Linked DNA regions of Mus musculus: region 2 is linked to region 1. A link is a loop called in an ENCODE intact Hi-C map of the cell type or tissue named here. Cell type or tissue: heart. All regions are shown on one strand. Each heading gives the region's core, and the rest is flanking DNA. Links, peaks and the distances in the headings are about the cores only.

Region 1 (7,144 bases), core at 1,957-4,456:
CAAGAAATAACATTTAAATTAAATGTCTAATTGGTTAAGATAGTTATGTTTCTTATCACAATAAAAATGTATTAACTTTTTAAAGGGTAATCTAAAATACTGAAGAGATCTGTTATAAAAGTAACCTTAATATATTGCTACTGCAACTATAAAACAAGTATGTTTGAAGAAGTTTGGGAACTTTTTAAAAAATTAAATAAAACTCTGCACATGAGCCAGCAGCTCTACTGCTCAGTATCTATACCCAGAAGAAACAAAAATTATTTCTAATTAAAGATCTATACACAAATATTCACAGAAGAATTGCTCAAGTATCTTTTATCTGAGGAGTGAATAAACAAATTGTGAGTTGGACAGATGACCAAATGGTTAAAGTGCTCGCCCAGCAAGTGTGAGGACTGGGAGTTCAGATCCCCAGAAATCCAGAAATGCCAGGAGGGCATTCCCTGTCACTTGTCAGTCCAGGTCCATTAAGGCAAAGCAAGATGGTTTGCCAGAGCAAGCTGGGTAGCAAGATCAGAATCATAGGAACCTCTGGGTTTGACTACAAGACCCTGACTCAATAAGTAAGATGGAAGGTCAGTCCAAGTAACATCAAATTCAGCGAGCACACGCGTGCACACACGCAAAAGAATAAATACACATGAGAGAGAGGGAGAGAGAGAGAGCGAGAGAGCCCAAGAGCAAAAACAAAAGGTATGCTATATCTGTACAATAAATCACCTACTTAAAAGATGAATGGAACTACTAAAAAGGCAACATCGTAGATACATCTCAATAAACATTATTGTGGGTAAAAAGAAGCCAGACATGTGGCTATGGAAGTCATAAAATCACATTTATATGAAATGTTCAAAAAGCCAAAATATAACAAAAGAAAGCAGACCAAATTGTTCTTGGGTGAAAGGGGGTTAAGGACTGTGGAAAAGGAGGGAGCACAAGCTGACAGAACGAATGGTTGTGAAGGTTCAGTGGAGTGCTGAGTATAAACTGTGTTTGTCTGTCAGCCCTCATGGGACAGTAACCTTCCCCGTGTATTCATCTTTTATTGTATTTTAATTATATATCAAGGAAATTTTAAAAGCTGGATTAATTAGATCTCAAGTCACTAGGTATGTGATCCAGAATTCTCATTTTCTCACATTACACTTGTACACATCTTGTTTTCAAAGCAAGTTTTCACGATGAACTGCAGGTATTGGGCTTCCACGCTGGAAAAAGGATTATAAAGTCATCTCTACATTGCTACTTGCTCTATCTCACAAGGTTACTGTGAAATGAGATAACTGATGGGAAAGTTCTTTGGCAGCAGTAAAGTCTTACACAACCATATAGAACACTTACTCAAAAAGTAGATTTTGGTCACATTAACAAATTGAGACTCTTGTAATCTTGGTTACCCAAAGTCAGTCTCTGCACAGAAATAGAAACAGTGGTCTATTCAAATGTTATCTTTTAAATCTCTCTCCAGAGGCTGCTTCCCGGGTCTCTGGTTTTCCTAGGTGTCCCGGTGTATTATCTGGTGTTATCTGCACTTTCGCTTTTCAAAGGAAAAACAACTGTCAGATGACTACGGCACAAGACATTTACTTCCCATTACGAAGAAAAGCCACTGCCATGAAAATTCTTTTGTTAAGCTTGTTTCCAAAACGGTAACTGACCTTTTTCTCCCATTAAATATCAGTTAAATTACTTGCCATTTGATATTCAATCTCACACATTGTTTCCTGATGGGATCTGTATTATTGACAGCGTGGATAATTTGAAAAATATTAAAGCCTCTAAGACTTATGTAGTGCAGTCATCTGATACTTGGGCTTGCTGCAAAATTTGACACTGTTTCCCTTTTACTATTACTGTACAACTGAGTTCTCGGCCATACAGCCAAGTTTGTCTGATATGTGACATTTGGCCTAGTTACATGCGAAAGTTTCCATAGCGCATTATGGAAGACAAAACAATATCTTCTTCAAATACAATTCCACGGCTGAATTTAACCATTGAGCTAAGCTTCTATATATCTGACAATTCTAAAAAGTTACTGTACCAGCAACAGGTACTGCAATCAGAAAGAAACAAAGCATGCAATCACAAACAAACACACACACACACACACACACACACACACACAGCTACCGTTTTCCATTTGCAAGAAACTCCTTTTCAGTAACAGGTGTAAGAAGGGAAAGAAAATTCGACAGTAAGTTCTACCGCAAGTCCTCCTCGAGTCTGGTCAGTAGTAACCCTAACCACTTCGGTTTCGCATTTCTCCTTCGATAACACTAAGGTCGCTCGGCAAGAGAACTGCACAGCTCCAATTTTAGTTTCCAAGAAGCCTGACAGACCGCCAGCCTGCCCACTCGCTCCTCCAGCCTCCTCAGTGCTCCGCAGGTTGGCCGAACGCGCGACAGTCTGCACAAAGCCACCCGAGGGCTGCGGATCACAGGGAGACAGCAGCTCCCGGCCGGGCCCCGGAGGCCTGCGGTGAGGTCGCAGCCCGGGCAGCGTGCGGACCGACAGCCTCCCGAGGCCGCCGTGCTGGGGCTGGGGACGCGGCGCGTGGCGCGGGCGGGGCATAAACAGCCTAGCGAAGAGGGCAGGGGACCGCACGCCCCGCCCGAGGCCGCGACCCCTCGGGGGCCCGCGACGCCTCACCTGAACGCGCAGTCCGGGTCGCGGGCGTCTCGTCCCGGCGCGCCTAATCCGCTCCGCTTGCTGAAGAGCTTCTGGAACAGGGTGGGGGCCATGCTGGCCGCCGCAAGACTGGGGTCGCTCGGCTGGGAGCTCGCAGGAGGCCCCCCGCTCCTACCGCCACCCCGCCACCCCCATGGGCGCCTCAGTCATATGACAGAAATTAGTCACTTCAAACGGCCACGGCGCGCGGGGCGGAGCGCGAGATTGAGGTCGCGGCGATTGGCTGGCGACGAGCCGTATCACGTGGCAGCAAACTGAGCGGGGGGCGGGGTGGGGGTGGGGAGGCGGGGCCGCCTGCCATTGGCTGGCTCACGGGTCCGTCACGCGGCCTCTCACGGGGCGGGGCGTGCGAGGGCGCGCGCGGCTGGGTGGCAAGAGAAAGCCTCTGGGACCCAGGCCCGCCTCTGACCCTCCCAAACTGCTAGGGCTCTAGGAGGAGACCTAGGTCTGTGACTTGAGGTGCGGTTTCCATTGACGCCCGCACTTAGTCTCTAGGAAGATCTAGCGACTGGGGGCTCAGGCTCGATCTCCTTGGTAACCAAAAAGATCACAAGCAAAACCAAGAGAGGCAAGCAGCCGTAAAAAAAAAAAAAAAAAAAAAAAAAAAAAAAAGACATCTATCTAAAAATATCTAACCCTTTATGCTAAGTATTTAGAATTTGAAAGACTGCGGTTAAAGAGCTCAGTAGTTAGAGGCCCTGGGTTTGATCCTCATCACCAAACAAGAAGTTTAGCAAAATGTCTAAGAGAGACAATCAGAACTTCCATGAAACAAAGCTGTATATCTTTAATATCTGGGTATGAGGAAAGGAGGAACTGTAACATTGTTACCAAATGGCAAGACTGCTCTCAAAACGGAAAATACAGCTCACGAACATCCTTCCAGTCTTATCAAACCATCAGTGTTCAGATCAAATTCGTCATCCGTTTACCAGGATGAGGGATTTCGTACAGTGGAATGAAGTTCTCTGAGAAATGTGGATGAATGTGGGGAAATACTGGTGTATGTTTGCAAGGGTAGACAAAGACGCTTGAGAATTTCACTTAGCTAGACATAGGAACCAAATCTTTAAGAAGTTGTCAGCTGATCTGCAGTTGAAAAAAAATAAATAAGTAGCCCTTATTTACATGGGAAAAAGAAAAAATGCCGGGCAGTGGTGGCACACGTCTTTAATCCCAGTACTTGGGAGGCAGAGGCAGGCAGATTTCTGAGTTCAAGGTCAGCCTGGTCTACAGAGTGAGTTCCAGGACAGCCAGGGCTACACAGAAAGATCCTGTCTCGAAAAAACAAAACAAGAAAACAAAACAAAAGAATAAAAGAAAAATTAGCAGGATATTTTTATATCGTTAATAATTTATCACTGGTCAGCATGTTGAGCTGTTACAACATGTTACAAAGTCTCATGTTACAAGACTTTTTTATATTTATTGAGACAGGGTCTCTTGCTGGCCTGGAGCTCACCAAGTAGTGTAGGATGACCTTTCTGCTTCATCTTCTTTGACAGCACAAGAATCACAACCTTGCATTCCTTTGCCCATCCTTGAAGTAGATTCTGGGAATGGAATGCAGGTCTTCTTGTTCACACAGCAAGCACTTCATCTCCAGAGCTGCCTTCTGAAGGTGTTGGAGGAGGAGGGAGAAGTCTCCAGTTCACTCTCCTGTCTCCACCGCTCCAGTACACAAGACATTTAAAAAGCACTAATTATAGATAACTAAAACGAGAATTTGCAGCCAAGCAGTGGTGGCATACACTCTTAATCTCAACACTCTGGAGGCAGAAGAGGGTGGATCTCTGTGAGTTTGAGACTAGCCTGGTCTACAGAGTGAGCTTCAGGACAGCCATGGCTACACAGGGAATCAAAAAATAAATTTGCTCATTGCACAAATTTAAGTTCTGTATACTGGGGATCAACATTAACAACAGAAAAGTTAATTTTATAAGCAAGAAGACTGTAAATGGTAAGGTAATTGCAGAAAGTGATTAGTGTTACGCAATTAATGAACTAAACAATGAAATTATGTCACAGGAAGGTCTTTCTGAGAATGTAGTGCAATAGTTAGATTTTATTCATAGGTCCTTTGTAAACTGCTCATTTCAAAAGTTCCTGGGTATGGTGGTTTGAATAAAAATGGATCCCATAAGTTCATACTCTTGAATGCTTGGTCACCAGAGAGTGGGACTGTTTGAAAGGATTACAAGGATTAGGGGATGTGGCCTTTTTAGAATAGGTGTGGCCTTGTTGGAGAAAGTGTATCACTGGAGTTTGCTTTGAGGTTTCAAAAAGGCCACACAAGGACCAGTGCGCTCTCTCTCTCTCTCTCTCTCTCTCTCTCTCTCTCTCTCTCCCTCTCTCTCTCTCTGCCTGCAGATAAAGATGTAGCACCATGCCTGCTATGCACTATGATCCCAGCCATGATAAAGGACTAAGCCTCTGAAACTGTAAGCAAGCTCCCAATTAAATATTTTCTAACAGTTCCCATGATCATGATGTCTCTTCACAGTGATAGAACAGTGAAATTTTTTTCAAGGAAAATATTTGTGACATTTTTAAATATAGGAAAAAAACCCCATACATCTGCTAAGTCAGTGTGTGAGCTGCTGACGTTTCTTGTTTTTATACACATTAGATAAAAGTGAGTAGAATCAGACTCACGCTTCTACTGGACACTGGAGCAAAGATTCTTAAGGACAAGAGGCTGTCCATGGCTGGCACAGAGATGAATCTTTCCAGGTTCCCTCAGAAGGAAGTTTCCGAATACAGTAACCTCATGTGCCTTCATCTTGGGAAAAAATTACTTCATGGGTGATCATAGATATTAATAGTAGGAGAAGCATTGCTGCTTGCATAAGACATGCTTTATTTTAGTGTTCTCCACTCATGCAGTTGCTTCATGTCTGAATGCTCAGTCTTGAAAGTACAGAGAAAAACCAAATGTATTTGCTACTGTTCATCACATTTCCCTTATACCTCAACATAATGCTACAATAGCAGAGTGAAAACCCTGAAAGGATACAGATTTATAATAAGGCATACTATACAGAAGCGTTTATTTACCCTGCTATTTAATATGATCCATTGTCATAGAGAAGCTGAGGTGTCTTGAAAGCAAGCTCTTTATATTTAGGGAAGAGTCAAGCAGGGATAGAGAAAATATAACAGTTTTTATCTAGTCATTCATGCTATTGTACATGAATGTGGAACAATGAGTTAGAAGTATTAAAAATAAGCCTAGAAGTTTCAGTCTCTGCCAAACTGGTCTCTGTCCATCAGCTTCAAGACCATCCTTCTTTGACTGGGTATGGTGATGCACAACTTTAATCTCAGCGCTCAGGAGGCAGAGGCAGGTGGACCGCTGTTGAGTTGAGTCCAGCCTTGCCTACATAGAAGTTCCAGGACAAATAGAGTCACATAGTGACTTAAAAAGACAAGAAAAAAAATTCTGAAAATATAAATGGCAGAGGTAGTCTTCGCTGTACATATCTGCTGCTTGTCTGACATAGGAAATGGGCTAATAAAACTATAATCTGGCTCCTTTAACCACCGTGCTAATAAACTTGGATTCAGTTGTCTAAATCAGTCTGAAAGAAAACTTTCACTGATTAACATCTCAGAGTAATCAGTCCATTTATACAGACTTGAGTCGACTCAATTCTTAAAACGCTTAAGCCAGCTATTTTGTGGCTATATGACAAGAAAGTGGCAGTGGTTTGACGTTCAAGAAGGAATAAACCTTGGTTTGTTTGCAAGCATCCCTGGTGTCCTTCCTACTTCAGCCTGTTTGAGGCTCTGAGGAGACAGTGTTGAGAGAGAGTCCCCATTGGGAATTTACTTCTTAATGGGAGGAAACCAAATGCCTGCAGGTGGTGATAGGAGCTACAGCAGAAACCGAAGGGGTGGAAGAAAAACTTAGGAGGCAGCCATGGAAAAGATGGTAAAGAACACTCTGAGGGAAAGAAGACAATGTGCGGAGGCTCGGCAGAAGCAATAGGTTTGGTTTGAAGAGAAGGGAAGCCAGACTCTGGACAGGAACATGAGCTTGCATGTGGGTAGAAAAATACAAGGGGCCAGATTATCTAAATCATGGTTCTTTGCAAATCACGGGAAGGAGGTTAGGAGTGGTGGGAGAGGCTGGTTATGTAGCTCAGTGGTACAGTGCGTGTGTGAAGTCATAGGGTCAATCCCTGGCACTGCAAAAGAGTAAATGATAATTCTGTGTAAACAGCCCTACTTAGACTCCGTGGATCACAGGAAAATAGAAAAAAAAACAGTAACACAACATGAAAATTGAAGAAATTGTTGGGAAGAAGTTCAGCATGTGTGGGAAGGAATAGGAAGGAGTAGTGGAGAATGAAAAGTGACCAAATGCATCACCTTCACCTAGGAGACTGTCAAAGAGTGACGCAATGCATGAGTGATGGAAGCTGTTGAGTAAGGTTAAAATAGGAAA
Region 2 (7,144 bases), core at 1,991-4,490, 340 kb after region 1:
ACTTGGTCACAGATGTCTCAAAGGTTCGCAGATTAAGAAGCCCATGACACCCGTACTTGGAGGCCACCAGGAAAAGGAGAGTTCATGGAGGAAAAGTAAGGACACCATTCCCTGAATTCAAGCCAGAGTCATGTCTACTGGACATGTCACACATTATCACCCCGGGAGCAGGCATGCCTGCCATGGAGTCAGAAAGACCCAGAGTTAAACCCTAGCTCCAACTGTCATTTCCTGGCGTTGTAACCTTGGAGTCCTGGACTTTTTGATCCTTAGTTTTTTTCATTTATACAACGGAGACCATCCTTAGGACCTATACTTGATAGTTCTGTGAACTGAATTAGACGACACACGCCAGCAAGCTGTCAATCATTGAGCTGATTTTGACCAATCATCAGAACCAACCAAGAGAATCACAGGAACTCAAGGGGATCTGAAGTGGACAGTTGCTCAGCCCAAGTTAGTGGCTCTTGGAGTGAGGAAGGCCCATACAAAGAGGTAGTGAAGAAACAAGAAGACGTCAGAAGGTGAGTGATGTCTGGGTCCCAGGAATGCCAGGAGAGATGACATATTCAATTCAGGGGAGACTGGAAACAGGTGTCACCAAAGTATGCAACACTTGGAGGTGACCCTGGAATTGACCAATCACAGGCCCCAAAGCTCACACACACACACAAAAATGGTTCCCTGGCAAAAGACAGGGAGCAGAACCAATACTCCAAAATCTCTTATAGTTCTATGCTTCTGACCTACTCATTCCAGTCTCCCAAGAGTACCAGGCCTTGGGATCTCCACCACTCCCTGGCTCCCAGGAATGCCAGGTACAGAGCAAGCAATCTCTAGCAAGCACTTACCAAGAAGTCTGGAGCAGAGGCTGACCTGTACCAGGCTCAAACAGATCCTATCAGGGTCAGGAAAATCACTATCCAAACACGAAAGTCTCTGCCCTGCAGTGGCACCAGCGGAACAAAACCCCGCTTCTCAAAAAAGCCTAGTCTGACCTTCTCATCCTGCTCTGCTCTCGCTGAGAAGGAAAACTGTCTGTCTATCCTTCACTCCACATCCCCAGCACAAACCCCACAGACCACAGGACTCAGTAATTCCCTTTGCTCTGGGATACGCTGGTGTCCCACCCTCAGGTACTTCAAAGGTCTAAATGACTAGATTTGAATGATGGTTTTCAAAGTTGAAGCCTCTTTCCAGGACTCTGCTGGTCTTTCCCGTGCCTGCATTGCAGCATTTGCTGTCAACCTCCATCTGCATAAAATTAAGCTCTTGACAGATCCCAGAAGCCAGGGACACACCCCCCAGGCCTCTGCACACTATCGGCCAACGTGGCCCTAAGTCAGCCAAGGCCTTCGGTCCAGCCTCAAACCCTCCCAAGGATGTGGGAGAATGCAGTCAAAAATGGAAGCTTTCTCAGCAGACAAGGAAGCCCTCAATTCCCTCACTCCACGCAGTCCCCAGAGCTGCAGGGCCTCAGTCTCCCTCTGATGAGCACCCACACTAGGGCTCCTCCCTAGGCTCTAGGCAGCTGCCAGGGCTAAACAGCGATCTCAGAGAGATTATGAGCTGCCTGTGGGCAAAAAGAGCTCCTCCCCCACCGCCTGTCTTCTCCCTCATTCAAGCCCCAGGCCCAGTCTAGTCAGATATGAAGCACATGCAATTCAAGGAACAACCCACAGTCCATTGTACGCAGTCCAATCTATAGATAAGTAAGTCTCTCTGCAGAGCCTGTGACAATGTGGAGGGACTCCCAAAGGTCACACACAATGCTTCAGTTGAGTTGTCACCATATCTGCCTGCTGAGCTCTGACGGTAATAAGGAGGATCAATATGACAGAATCTTCAGGCTAGGGCCTCCAGCCAACTCACTCCATCAAGCAATGTGGCTTCACTGGCTGGGCCACACAGTGGACAAGCTCGTGTGAGGACAAGAAGGCCCAAGAAGAAAAGAATCCCAAGGTCAAACATTCTGTACATGGAGAGGAGCCGAGAGGCTGGCCTTGAGGCACACACAGAACCATATCGAGAGACTACACCCTGGACACTTCAGAGGCAGTGGAGATACACGCCAGAGGAAAGCCTGGTCAATTTAACAGGGCACTCAACCATGGGCTGACTTGGATGTGATATAAATTCAGAACAAGCAACAACTTGCAAAATCACCCTATAAATTTTGAGCTAGACAATAGACCTCTGCAAAGCTGAGAACGTTTGAGGATGTCAGAAGCTACAAAGTGGTGCACTGGGACCCTGCTCTTAGTTCCAGGAAGCTCTTCCATCAGGAGGGATAAGGTGTCAGTAACGAGATGGCCTGCATTAAGAAGCAAAATCCTTAAAGTGTCATTCTTCAGGGTAAGGATCCACTGTGTGGCCCAGTCAGGGAAGCCACGTCGCAAGGATGGAGTGAGTTGGCTGGAGGCCTTTCCCCAATGATTCTCTTGTACTGAGACTCCTTAGCGCGTTGAGAGCACAGCAGAGTTGCTGTAGGGGGCAATTCAATGATCTCCTTCAGCATAGTAAATGACACATTAGAATACAGATGACAGGAAGACCCACCTGTACTTCCCAGTAAAATCCTGCGACAGAAGTACCCAGACCCATGCTCACCTTGCAAGGGCTCAGTGGACTTTCCTCATGCAGATCTCTCACTGCTTGTGGGTGGGGCCCTTGGACAGCTATTCCCTAAAGCGGCCCTTTTCCGTTACCTTGATTCCACTACTGTACCACAGACGTGATACTGGCCCAAGCTTGCGGCCACTCAGGGTGATTCCTCAGTCCAGGTTCCTAAGTGACCAATCCAGTTTACCGGAGCCTCCCACCCCAGCCCATGTCTCCTGCCCGGAAGCATCCAGACATCTACCAAGTCCACACAGCCCAAACTCCACACTAACTCAGTACTTACCTTGCTGATGCTCTGGACCTGAACTTTCTGAGTCTTCCCTTCTGCCTGCCTCAGTCCTTGAAAGTCTCCAGGCACAGAGAATGCTCTATTTGTTGAATCAGTCAGCCAATCGCCACCGGTCTCTGAAACTGCTCAGGGAAAACATCAGAGGTTCGACAAGGATGTCTTCTGACAGATAGGAGGAGAGTTTCTGATTTAAGAGCCCATAAAACTGGCAGCGACCAAGCTGGTCCTTGCCAGGGTTGGGAGCCAGGGGTCTTCCTCATCCTAAGCAGCGCCGCCTTCGGGGCCAGGCGGGCGCCTCCGCCTTAGATCGGGGGGCGACCCCGGGGTCAGGTCGCCCCTTCCCGGGAGCCCGCCAAGTGTCCTGTCCGGCCCGGCCTAACAGTACCGGCAGGAAGGGCACCGCTGACCTCACCGCCCTAACCCTGGGAAGGGACGCGGGCGGGACAGGAACCCAGGCGGGTGCAGAATCAGGGCGCCGGACGCGGGGCACGGGGCTGAGGGACCCCGGATCCAGCTCCCGGCTCCGCGCAGAGCAGAACGCACCGCCCGGCCACCGGGACCCGAGCCCAGCCCGGCGACGACCCTGCGGACCCGCGCTCACCTGAACACGCGCAGAAGCCGGCGTTTCCAGAACCTCCCGCGGCGTCGCCCCGGCGCTCTCGGCTCCGCCCTCGTCACAGTCTCCGCCCGCTTGAGCCTCCGCCACGTCCCCACCTCCCGCCCCCCGGGCCCGCCCGGGCCTGGCTCCGAGCCACTGGAGCCTTCGGGAAGGCCCGAGCCGCCACGCGCTGCACGTATGCGATGCACACCTCCTTGCGCCGCGTGGGACCGGCACCAGGGGCGGCGCCCCCATCCCAGCCTGCTCCAGCCCTCTGTGGTCCCACCACCCCCACATCCATTACCACCGGCAAATTGCAGGAGGCTGGCGTCACTAAGATCGGGAATTGAGTATCCTGGGAGGGGAGTGGAGGGAGGGAAAAGACAAGGGTCTGAGATGTCAGCGCACCTCATCTCTCCAGATGACCCATCTCCAAAGCCTAACTGCTTCTCTGAGGGGCTCAGGCTAGCCAGGCTTCGGCTCTTCTGTAAATGTGAGAAGTTGGCGTAGCCTGGAGCATCTCATCCTAGGGCCAACCTATGGCTTATAACACAGGCCAATGAGATTGGACACCTCAACCAGCTCTGTCTGAGACACACACAGTCAAGAAGACAGGGAAGCAACCGACCTCGATCTGAACTGAAGGATGCTCTGGCAGCTGAGCAGGTTCCCACGCCTGCCCTGTAAGCTTGCTTCTCCATGAATGAGGGGAAGCAGTCTGAGAATCTCATCAGGGAGCAGAGCCCAGAACGGAGATGCCCGGCCTGTGGGACTGTGCCTGGAGTTTGGTGTGGATTTCCCTATAATGGCATGGACCAGGCAGACGGCCCAGACTAGGAAAGACAGACACACAGAAACAACTCAGAAAATACTACCTGGCCACTTGTCCGTGTCTGTGGCAGCTACCAGCCAAGAGCCCAGTTGAAACCATGCACAAACCTTTCTGCATCTGCTATGCCACAGAAAGTACAGTTTGCCCAGATCCTCAGATCCTCCCCATGCCCGCCCACTTCTCTGTCCGGAGTGGTCCTCCTCCTCCTCCTCCTCCTCCTCCTCCTCCTCCTCCTCCTCCTCCTCCTCCTCCTCCCCCTCTCCACAGGATCTTTCCCATTGGCCTATAAATACCTTCAATCCATGGCTATGGAAACATAACCCTCACCCCACTCTACCACCCACTGTGCATCTCTCCTTGGCCAACCAAGCAAGCAAAGTCCATCTTCTTGGCCTATCTCTCAGACCTTCTAGCTCCACAACAGCCCCCAACAGTTACTGTATTATGTTTATTGCTTTACCGTTGTTAAATCACCCTTACATGGTGTATGCTCTTTTTTATTTTTTTTTAAATTATCTTTAATCTTTTTTTTTTTTACAGTCCAGTTGTTATCCCCCATCCATTCTCACCGCCAACAGTTCCTCATCCCATTTCTTGTCCCCTGTCTCCAAGAGGATGTCCCCACACCCCCACACAACCCCACACTCCACCAGGCCTCCCATTCCCTGGGGCCTCAAGTCTCCTCAAGAGTTAGGTGTGTCTACTAAGGCCAGACCAGGCTCTGCTGAATATGTGTCAGGGGCCTCAGACCCGCTAGTCTGTGCTGACTGGATAGTGCCTGTGAGATCTCAGGAGACCAGGTTTGTTGAGACTGCTGGTCTTCCTATGGGGTTGCCCTCCTCCTCAACTTCTTCCAGCCTTTCCCTAATTAAACCACAGGGGTCCCAAACTTCAGACCATTGGTTGGGTGTATCTGCTTCTTAGTCAGCTGTTTGTTGGGCCTCTCAGAGGATAGCCATGCTAGGCTCCTGTCTATAAGTACAACATAGCATCAGTAATAGTGTCAGCCTCCCCTTGAGATCTGTCCCAATTTGGACCTGTTACTAGCCAGCCTTTCCCTCAGTCTTTTCTCCAGTTTTGTCCCTGCAGTTCTTTTAGACAGGAATAATTCTGGGTCAGAGCTTTTGACCATGGGATGGTGTATTAGTCAGGGTTCTCTAGAGTCACAGAACTTATGGATAGTCTCTAGATAGTAAAGGAATTTATTGATGACTTACAGTCGGCAGCCCAATTCCCAACAATGGTTCAGTCGCAGCTGTGAATGGAAGTCCAAGGATCTAGCAGTTACTCAGTCTCACGCAGCAAGCAGGCGAAGGAGCAAGAGCAAGAGCTAGACTCCCTTCTTCCAATGTCCTTATATTGTCTCCAGCAGAAGGTGGAGCCCAGATTAAAGGTGTGTTCCACCACACCTTTAATCCCAGATGAAAGGCGTAGCCCAGATTAAAGGTGTGTTCCTTAAACTCGGAGATTCAATCTTCTGGAATCCATAGCCACTATGGCTCAAGATCTCCATACCAAGATCCAGATAAGGATCTCCAAGCCTCCAGATAAGGGTCACTGGTGAGCCTTCCAATTCCGGATTGTAGTTCATTCCAAATATTGTCAAGTTGACAACCAGGAATAGCCACTACAGATGGCAAACCCATCCCTCCACTTAATGCTTTGTTTTTCTACTGGAGGTGGACTCTACAAGTTCCCTCTCCCCACTGTCTGGCATTTTATCTAAGGTCCCTTCCTTTAAGTCCTGAGAGTCTCTCACTTCCCAGGTCTCTGGTACATTCTAGAAGGTTGCCCACCTCCCACCTCCAGAGGTTGTATATTTACACTCATTCTGCTGGCCTTCTGAGCTTTACTCTTGTTCCCCTCCCCCATACCTGATCATGTTCCCTTCCTCCCTTCCCCTCCCCCTTCCGTCTCCCATCCAGTTCCTTCCCTCCCTCTGCCCTCTGGTTTCTTCTCTCTCCCTAGTAGGATTGAAGCATCCTCACTTGTTAGCCTTCTTGAGTTCTGTGGATTGTTTCCTGGGTATTCTGTGCTTTTGGGGGTTAATATCCACTTATTAGTGAGTACATACCACGCATGTCCTTTGGGGTCTGAGATATCTCACTCAGGATAATATTTTTTAGTTCCATCCATTTGCTTGCAAAACTCATGATGTAATTGTTCTTAATAGCTGAATAATATTCTGTTGTGTAAATGAACCACATTTTCTATATCCATTCTTCCAGTGTGGGACATCTGGGTTGTTTCCAGCTTCTGTTTATCACAAATAAAGCCACTACAAACATAGTGGAATATGTGCCCTTGGGTATGGGGCATCTTTTGGGTATATGACCAAGAGTGGTATATATAACTGGGTTTTCAAGTAGATCTATTTCCAATTTTCTGAGGAACCTCCAGATTGATTTCCAGAGTGGTTGTACCAGCTTGCAATCCCACCAGCAATGGAAAAGTATTTCTCTTTCTCTGCATTCTCTCCAGCATATGCTGTCACATGAGTTTTTGACCTTAGCCATTCTGATTGGTGTAAGGTGGTATCTCAGGGTCGTTTTGATTTGCATTTCCCTGATCACTAAGGACTTTGAACATTTCTTTAAGTGCTTCTCGGCCATTTGAGAATCCTCTGTTGTGAATTCTCTGTTTAGTTCTATATCCCATTTTTTGATTGTGTTGTTTGGTTTTTGGAGGTTAGCTTCTTGAGTTCTTTATATATTTTGGATTATTAGCCCTCTATCGGATGTGGGGTTAGTTAAGATTGTTTTTCACAATCTATAGGTTGTTGATTTGTCCTGTTGACTTTGTC

What was found. Peaks named below come from ENCODE experiments on the same cell type or tissue, not always from the same donor. Only the 100,000 strongest peaks of a DNase experiment are listed, where the experiment ranks them.
Region 2: a loop joins it to region 1, with 2.1 times the contacts of the local background. A loop is called at or near these places in 2 of 42 quality-filtered maps.

What each region holds. Positions count from the first base shown.
Region 1 is chr11:54,433,900-54,441,043 of GRCm38, reverse strand. It overlaps Fnip1 (folliculin interacting protein 1), which reads right to left and starts at 2,865. Exons shown (of 18, transcript NM_173753.4): 1 at 2,656-2,865. The coding sequence starts at 2,747. It overlaps LOC115487771 (a long non-coding RNA gene), which reads right to left and starts at 2,649. Exons shown (of 2, transcript XR_003949675.1): 1 at 2,137-2,649; 2 at 1-1,413. In heart, for the core only: no CTCF peak of the experiment used is centred there; a DNase peak (open chromatin) is centred at 2,903; H3K4me3 peaks cover 1,561 bases; H3K27ac peaks cover 1,508 bases.
Region 2 is chr11:54,097,409-54,104,552 of GRCm38, reverse strand. It overlaps P4ha2 (procollagen-proline, 2-oxoglutarate 4-dioxygenase (proline 4-hydroxylase), alpha II polypeptide), which reads right to left and starts at 3,629. Exons shown (of 16, transcript NM_001136076.2): 1 at 3,513-3,629; 2 at 2,906-3,033. In heart, for the core only: a CTCF peak has its summit at 3,493; DNase peaks (open chromatin) are centred at 2,652, 3,312, 3,482 and 4,222; H3K4me3 peaks cover 1,950 bases; H3K27ac peaks cover 2,116 bases; H3K27me3 peaks cover 328 bases.